Regions from separate parts of the Mus musculus genome. Here region 1 is linked to region 2. Evidence: chromatin contacts called from ENCODE POLR2A ChIA-PET data. All regions are on one chromosome and are shown on one strand. The core of a region is the stretch at or near the end of the contact, and the rest is flanking DNA. Distances in the headings are between cores, read along the strand shown.

The links. ChIA-PET counts read pairs that join two places held with the same protein, here RNA polymerase II (POLR2A).
Region 1: POLR2A ChIA-PET joins it to region 2 with 16 read pairs in embryonic stem cell. The contact joins the promoter of Rps16 here to the promoter of Dyrk1b in region 2. POLR2A ChIA-PET finds 5 or more read pairs at or near these places in 4 of 5 experiments (Patski and embryonic stem cell).

The regions. Positions count from the first base shown.
Region 1 is chr7:28,349,216-28,353,370 of GRCm38, forward strand. It overlaps Rps16 (ribosomal protein S16), which reads left to right and starts at 1,474. Exons shown (of 5, transcript NM_013647.2): 1 at 1,474-1,636; 2 at 1,777-1,878; 3 at 2,962-3,058; 4 at 3,148-3,195; 5 at 3,279-3,483. The coding sequence starts at 1,589. The coding sequence ends at 3,424. It overlaps AF357399 (snoRNA AF357399), which reads left to right and starts at 2,325; the gene lies at 2,325-2,418.
Region 2 is chr7:28,178,798-28,182,894 of GRCm38, forward strand. Dyrk1b (dual-specificity tyrosine-(Y)-phosphorylation regulated kinase 1b) reads left to right here and starts at 1,519. Exons shown (of 11, transcript NM_001271370.1): 1 at 1,519-1,629; 2 at 2,712-2,875; 3 at 3,564-3,683; 4 at 3,782-3,970. The coding sequence starts at 1,551. It overlaps Fbl (fibrillarin), which reads left to right. Exons shown (of 9, transcript NM_007991.3): 8 at 101-246; 9 at 334-472. The coding sequence ends at 358.

The DNA.
Region 1 (4,155 bases), core at 224-2,723, 170 kb after region 2:
GGAGCACTGACCTTTAATCCAGAGATCCACTGTGTGTCTTCCATCTTATTACATTCAAGTGTGTGTCTGTGTATGCGCGTGCACATGTGGAGCTTGGAAGACAGCCTGCAGGAGTTTGTTCTCTCCTTCTACTCTGTGAGTCCCAGGAACCAAACTCGGGCCCTCAGGCTTGGGCATTTCGCTAGCTAGTTTCTTTTCTTTCTGAAGCAGGGTCACATGTAGCCCAGGCTGGCCAGATATTCATAATGAGGAGAGGATGGCGTCGGGATTCCTCCTGACCCTTCCTCCTCCTTCCAAGTGTTAGTGTTACAGGTGCACATGACCATACCTAGTCTTTTTGTTGACAACTCTGCCTTCCAAATGTCTCCACATCCCTTAATGTCCTCCACACCCTGTGCTGCAAGAGAAACTGAGGCAATCCTGAGAAGCTGTTGCCCAGTGACTTAGAACAATTCTGGGGTGGGTACTATGGAAAAGTTAAAAGCTGGTTTTCCTCAGGTTGGTAGGCTGGAGAATTCTGTGGAGTAAACACATAGAGCGGAGGGTTTAGAGGAGCATTACGGTCACTTGGAAGTTGGAAAGATGGTGGTTAAAAGCACTAACTGCTTTTCCTAGAGAGGACCTGAGTTTGGTTACAGGTACACAAGTTGGGTGTGGCTCAGACACCCTGTAACTACATTTCCAAGGAGATTGGAGGCCTCCCTCGGGAACCTGCCCTCGAAAAAAGTATTAAATCTTAAAACAAGGCTACTTGGAGGATTCTGGATAATGATCTAAGATAACTGCCCTGAAGACAGGTCCTGAGGGTAGTTCTCTAGGGGAGGGTCAAGCTGGGAGAACAATGTCCCTGGAGCAGTTGCTGGGGAGAGGAGCCACCAAAGAGGTAGTTAATTTTGGCAGCGAAAGCAGGCGAAGGCCCGAGTCTGTGAGGAAAAAAAACGTATATAAGGCACAACCAGAAGGCAAGAGAAGTTTATTTAGGAGAGCGCTGGAAAGGGCTTTTAAGGGGTCAGGTTTCCTGGGAAGAAGAGGAAGGCAATTCTGGTGAAAGGCTGATTCGCGACGGGGGATCGTAAGGGCTAGGAAAGAGGGTTCTGGAGGCAAGATTCTGAAAAGCCAGCTTGACTTAGCATAGTGGATGCGGGAAGACTCCGATGGGATGGGGATCCTGGGAAAGGGTGGGAGGAAGAGGGTGAGAATCGGCCTGGAGAAGCGCCGAAGGAGAGCATCGAAGAGCAGGAATGTCTATAAGAACTGGCCGAAAGTCAAGACCAAGGCTGCGGAAAAGCAATGGAAAAAGGAGGCCAGCCCCATCTTCCGAGTTCTGGACGGAGTCCCCACCCTCCGGGTCCCGCACAGCTCCGCCCCTTCCCCTCCGACACCGCCCCCTCCCTTGCCTGAAGGCGTTCCCGCCGCAATTCACACGTCCCCTCTCAGGCTTCGACGTCAGCCGTAAAGCCCGCTTCTGTCGTGACGTAGCACTCAATGCGCCTGCGCAGACCCTGAAAAATCGGCTGGGTTGGCCCCGCGCTTCCCTTTTCCGGTCGCGGCGCTGCGCGGTGTGGAGCTCGTGCTTGTGCTCGGAGCTATGCCGTCCAAGGGTCCGCTGCAGTCCGTGCAGGTCTTCGGACGCAAGGTGTGCCAGGGGCGGCATAGAAAGAGGTGGGGGTGGGGAGGGGGGTGAGAAGGCCCTGGCTGGGTGACATGATGAGCTGGGGCCCGCTGAGCCAGGGTCCCGCGCTCACACGGCCCCGCCGTCTCCCTCGCCCTTCACAGAAAACAGCCACGGCTGTGGCCCACTGCAAACGGGGAAATGGGCTCATCAAGGTGAACGGACGTCCCCTGGAGATGATCGAGCCGCGCACGCTGCAGTACAAGGTGTTGGGGTCGGGCATGGGCGTCCGGGTGGCGAGACGGAAGGGAAGGCCCCGGGATGATAGGGAGTTGAGGTGGGGGAAGGAGGATGGCTTACCTCGCGGTAGACCTTAACCTGGGCTCGGGAAAGATGAAGTCGGAGCTGGTAAAATACATGAAAACGTGGCCTATTCTATAACCTCGAAGCTCTCCAGATGCGAGGGGCCCGTGGCCAGGAGAATAGCACAGTGTATCCGACCTAATTGACGATTTCTGGTCTAGAAGTATGAGTTTACAGCTCATGTGTATACTCCTAGCTCCTTGGAGGATAGCATACTACGAGTTACGAATCCAAAGCGCCGCCGTTTAGGTCAGCATGGGGCTACAACGTGGAACCTTGAAAAATACAATAGGAGTCCTCTGAAGTCTAACATTGGTAGCACTTGTATGGGTTTTTGTTGAACTAGTGGGCAAAAACTGGAAAACAAGTGCAAGAACAAATCCTCTTTTGCAACCCAGAACTCATTGTTGTATGAGTTTTGGTACATGTAAGAAGGAATATCATACCTTGCAGACAATGCATTCTAATGGTAGTGTTGATGTTAATGCCACTAGACCCCCGTGCTTAGTCTAATCCAAGTCTGTCAGGTGACTAAAAAGGACAGTCTGTCAGTTTATTTGAACGATTGGTGTGTGTACCCTGTGTTGTGAATTGGGCCAACACCAGTGATGGAGGTGGCTCTAGGCCTGCCACTCGGGGAGCTTCTGGATAGACTGGTCCTAGGTATTGGACAAATTTGATCCAAAGAGAAGATGGAATGACCACTGTGAGAACAGTGGACCTGTCTGACCTTGCTTCCTGTTTGGGGAAGTTCATAGTTGCCTGTCACTCCATGATTCCAGCTCCTCGGTGTCTCAGGCCCTCTTCTGGTCTCTATGGGCACATATACATGGGACTCTGAGGGGCACAGGGATCCTAGGATAGGCTGCCTCCTTGATTCTGGTGATGGTGGGAACCACACAAAGGGAGATGATGAATGTCCATGGAGAGTGGTTAAGTCAGGGTATGACTTAACTCCCTAACCCCATATTTTCCCATTTCTCTAGTTACTGGAGCCTGTTTTGCTTCTGGGCAAGGAGCGATTTGCTGGTGTGGATATTCGGGTCCGTGTGAAGGGTGGTGGACATGTGGCCCAAATTTATGGTAAGTCTCAGGATCTAAGCCTATGGGTGTGAGGCAGCTCCTGGAAGGACTGGGTCTTCACTAAGCTTTTTGGTCATTGTGTCTTGCAGCCATCCGACAGTCCATCTCAAAGGCCCTGGTAGCTTATTACCAAAAATGTGAGTGAGAGCTGGTCTTTCATTTCATGGCGGGTGGGCTATGTGGTAGGACCAAACTAAAGGTCTTGTCTATTAATCTCCAGATGTGGATGAAGCCTCCAAGAAGGAGATCAAAGATATCCTCATCCAATACGATCGGACCCTGCTTGTAGCTGACCCCCGTCGCTGCGAATCCAAAAAGTTTGGAGGTCCTGGTGCCCGTGCCCGATACCAGAAATCCTACCGATAAGCCCATCTCAAGGATCGGGGTTTACCTTTGTAATAAACATCCTAGGATTTTAACGTTCCTGTTTTTGTGTTGGTCTCTTTTTGTAGTATTAGTGTGGTTGGACAGTGCAAGAAACTCCCTTAGTAAGTGGCACTAAGGAGTAATGGCTGCCTTCCAGAGCATTTGAGCTCTGTTTTTGTGTGTATACGCTTGCTTGCTTATTTATTTATTTATTTTTACTTTTTTGTTTGTTTTTTTTTTTGTTTTTCGAGACAGGGTTTCTCTGTGTAGCCCTGACTGTCCTGGAACTCACTTTGTAGACCAGGCTGGCCTTGAACTCAGAAATCCATCTGCCTCTGCCTCCGGAGTGCTGGGATAAAAGGTGTACGCCACCATGCCTGGCCCCTATTTTTTTTTTTAAAGACCTGGTTTTTCTTGGCCCCTGGCTATCCTAGAACTCAACTATATCGACTCCAGAGCTGTGCCTCCTTCTGATTCACGAGTGCTGGGAATAAAGGCGTGGACCACCACATTTAATCCTCTCTGGCCTTTATGGTTTGTAGAGATGGCAGGTAGAAGGCTTAGTTTGTTTCCCTTGGGTGGAATGCATGGTGGGCAGAGCCTGGGTTTTTATGTTTATGGGTGTATGTAAGTGCATGTAGACATCAGAGGGCCATCTTGGATGTTCAAATGCTGCCCACCTTAAATTTTGTTGAAAGATTCTTTGTTACTTATGTGTATGAGTTTTGCTA
Region 2 (4,097 bases), core at 269-2,768:
TGTTTCCAATGTGAGCCAAATTAAAACTTCTTTAATGAAGTTAGAAAATTGGGAAAGCCTGGGTCTCCAAATCTGTAACTTAGTCCTGACTCCTTTCTAGGCCAACTGCATTGACTCCACTGCGTCAGCAGAGGCTGTGTTTGCATCTGAAGTGAAGAAGATGCAGCAGGAGAACATGAAGCCGCAGGAGCAGCTGACGCTAGAGCCTTATGAGCGAGACCACGCCGTGGTTGTCGGTGTGTACAGGTGAGTGTCACAACAGACCTCTCCCTTACCTGTGGCCCTGAGAAGCCAAAAGTGGTTACAACTCGACCCCCTCTGATTTCCTCACAGGCCACCTCCCAAGGTGAAGAACTGAAACTCAGAGCTGTCTGGATTGAAGAGATGTGTGTTGTTACTGTTGCACGTGTGGCTTGTGATTTTTTGGGGGCGGGGGAGTTGTTTTGTTTTTCTATTAAAAGACTCATCTGTCTCCCCTGTCTGGTGCCTATTGCTAAGTGGCCTCGAGACGCATGCGCCCTTGATCAACTTTGTGTGCTTCGGGGGGTGGTGCCTGGAAAGTTTCATCCGGTCACATGGTGCATGCTCCATTGGTGGCTGCTCCGCACGTGCGCGGCTCAGCACCCTTAAGGCGCAGGCGCACTGTGCTCCGCTAGGTCACGTGAATGATGTGGGGGCGGAGCCGGGGCAGGGGGGCCGGTTTGTTGTGGTCGCCATTTTGCTGGTTGCATTACTGGGTAATCGGGGCCCTGGCTCGCCGCGTCCACCGGACACCCTCAGCCAGTGGGCAGGTCTGAGCTCGGGCTCCCCGAGCAGTTTGAATCCCCTTACCCACGCCCTCAGGTAAGGGTGCTGCGACGGGCGGGGCGGCACGCTTGGGTGGGGGGCAGGCCGGGAACCGCCCTGCCCGTCCCCGCGAGATTTAGCAAGGGAAAGGAGGGGGCTTTGGGCCGTTGCAGCGGAGTCCGGCTCTTCATAGCTGGATTCCTGGAAGAGGCTGAGCCCGAGGGAGCCGTCCTGAGAGGGAGTCGGGGAGGGGGCAGCCAGGCCCCACTCCCGCCCTTTGTTTGGGCTCGGCTGCGCTGGCCGCTTCGCTGTCGCCTAGCAACAGCTGCCCTGAGTGCTAATTGGTTAAGCTCTTGGCAGCAACAACCAATGGCGCGGTTGTTGCCATGGGAGGTGCGGCCTGCCGGGCTCTCTTGGGCCCCGCCCGCCGGGACTCCACTGGCCGGGGCGGGCCTGCCGGGTGGGGGGCGGGACGCCAGGGTCCCTGGGGGCGGGTGGCCACGCGGGGCGGGGCTGGGCCGTAGGGCGAGGGTTAACCCGCCCCTCCCCCGTCCACCTGCTGTCCCCTTCCCCCGCGTGCCCTGGTCTGACCCTCGTCCCCTCCTTTCCCCGCCCCTCCCCCTCGGTGGCAGTGGCGGCGGCTGCTGTTGTCACCCACCGGGCCGCCTGTCCCGCTTGCCCTCACCGCCGCGGGGCTGGCTAGGCTAGCCGGGCCGGGGACAGGCGGCCACCTCCTCATCGCCGCCGCCACCACCACCGCCGCCATGCTGGCCGCTCGCCCACCGCACTGGGGTCCCCATCGCGCTCCAGCCCCCCGTGGGCCCAGCGCCATCCCTGACCCGGGTAGGGGTGGGAGCTGTAAGAGCTGGTCCTAGTGTGGGAGGGCTCGGGAAGAGGTTGTTTATCTGTGAAGCCCCAATAAAGGGGACCTGGAGTGGCAAGACATAGCATAGAAGGGGATCTGACAAGGGGGAGGCTCCTAAGAAGGGGATTTTGTTCCGAAGGACACTTTTAGTGAGTGAAGTCTTGTGCGATATTTAGGGATTTGGCTGTCAGGCCCTTCTAGGAATAGGCTCAATTGTGGAATGACCCAGCGTAGAAATAGAGGAGCTAGCAAGGACCTCAGGGTAAAGAAGAAAAAGACCGTGACTCTTAGATGTTGAAAAATGACACCTCTCCCTTGTTTTCCTGAGGAGTAGGGGTCTTGGAGTAATGGGGGAATCCTAGTGGGATAAATATAGACTGCTTAAAAGAAGGATCTCTGGTTCCAGAGACCTCATATAGGGAGCAGGGAGCGGTCTTGGAGTATGGAGTCGGTCCCAGGGGAAAGTGCCGAGGTGGTTGAAACATCTATAGCTTGCATGTAAAGGAGTTCTCAGATAACCTTGGGTTTGCTGGGAGGTCCATAAGGACTGCTATGTTCTTTAGAATAGAAAGAAACTAGTGGGTAGACTGGGCTTGAAATTGGGCCCTTGGTGTTGAGGGAAGACGGTGTGAGGGCGGGGCCTTATCTGAGGGACTCAGGCTGGCCACCAGTAAAATTTTGAAGGACTGAGTTCTACTGCCCAGACTCTACACGGTTTCTGCCTTCTTTTGCTCTCCTAATTCCTGGCCTCTTTCTATCCCTCCTGCCCTGGCCTTGTACCCACCCTCTCCCACCCCTGTCTGGCTCTGATGGCTCCCTTTTACATCTCTGGATGTGATGCTTCATTCATTTTTTTTGGCTCCTCATTTGTTGAGAGACACGCTGTGCTAACCCACTTGCTACCCTTTCTGTTTGTACATGGCTACCTGGTGCTGGTGCTCTGCCCTGTCCCCTGTCTCCCCCTGGTCCTGCCCCTAACTCATACCCACCTCTTCTGACTGACCCTGACCTACATGCCTTCTTGTTCCATGTTGTCTTCCCACTTCCTACCTGCTCTCAGGTCTCAGCGGCGGTGGCAGCCGAGGTGCAGGATGCGAGAAGGCGCCCCCCGGCCGGGCTCCCGCTCCAGGCCTCACGCCCCTGCGGCCCTCTGAGCCCACCATGGCCGTCCCACCAGGCCATGGTCCTTTCTCTGGCTTTCCGGGGCCCCAGGAACACACACAGGTAGGCATTCAGCTGGCTTCTCACCTGCCTGAGGATTGAAGGGTCTCCAGACAAGAGCATGATTGTTGGAGGATCTCTGGGGACTTTGGAGGCCTCACAGTCCACCCTCATTCCTGCTGAGGACGGAATCCTTGAGCTTCTCCGTGGCCTGCCCTCTCACAGCATGGTTTTGAAGTGTAATGTGTGTCTTGGGTCAGAACTGTCACTGGCACAGAGCAGACAGGAACACAGGTCTGAAGGTTCACAACAAGAACGAGGTCTGGAGTAAGGGGCATGAGAGAGATGTCGAGGGGGGTGGAAATGAGAATAAGCTGAGACCAGGGAGACTAACCCAGTCCAGGAGCTTTGTAACTGGGCAGAAACACTCACTTGAGAGTGAGGACATGGATACAGGGAATTCATTGGCATGGTTCCCCATAATGGTGGTCTCAGGTGCAAAGATTCAGGGGTAAACACCCAGATATGGAGCAAAAGAGCTGACCTGGGGCAGAATGGAAGGCCAGAGGTAAATCACTCATTTCACATAATGAACAGATGAATGGGGAGCCCACACAGTGTGCTTGTGCTCTACAGGTGGGATCGGAGCTAGAGAAATGTAGGCATGGTCAGTGAGTCGTCAGCTTTCCCATTCTCTCCCTGGAAGTTGAGGTGAAGGCTTGTGCTCAGCATCTGCTCCGCTCTACCACAGGTACTACCTGATGTGCGGCTCCTGCCCCGGAGACTGCCCCTGGCCTTCCGGGATGCGGCCTCAGCCCCGCTGCGCAAGCTCTCGGTGGACCTCATCAAGACCTACAAGCACATCAATGAGGTAAAGCGGGGAATGGACTTCCCTGGTTGGGTGTTGCAAAGGGTCCTGGCTTCTTGCCCGGGTCACTTAAGGGTCCGGTTTCCTGGCTGCCTGAGCAGGTATACTATGCGAAGAAGAAGCGGCGGGCCCAACAGGCGCCACCCCAGGACTCGAGCACCAAAAAGGAGAAGAAGGTCCTGAACCACGGTTATGATGACGACAACCACGACTACATTGTGCGCAGTGGCGAGCGCTGGCTAGAGCGCTATGAGATTGACTCTCTTATTGGCAAAGGCTCCTTTGGCCAGGTGTGGGACTCCCCACTCATCCAGTATCTGGATGCAGACAACCACTAACATTCCCAACATTCCCTCCTCCCCGAGTGGTTCACTGGTTCACTTGCTGCAAGTTCTGTCCTGGACCAGCCAGTCAAGC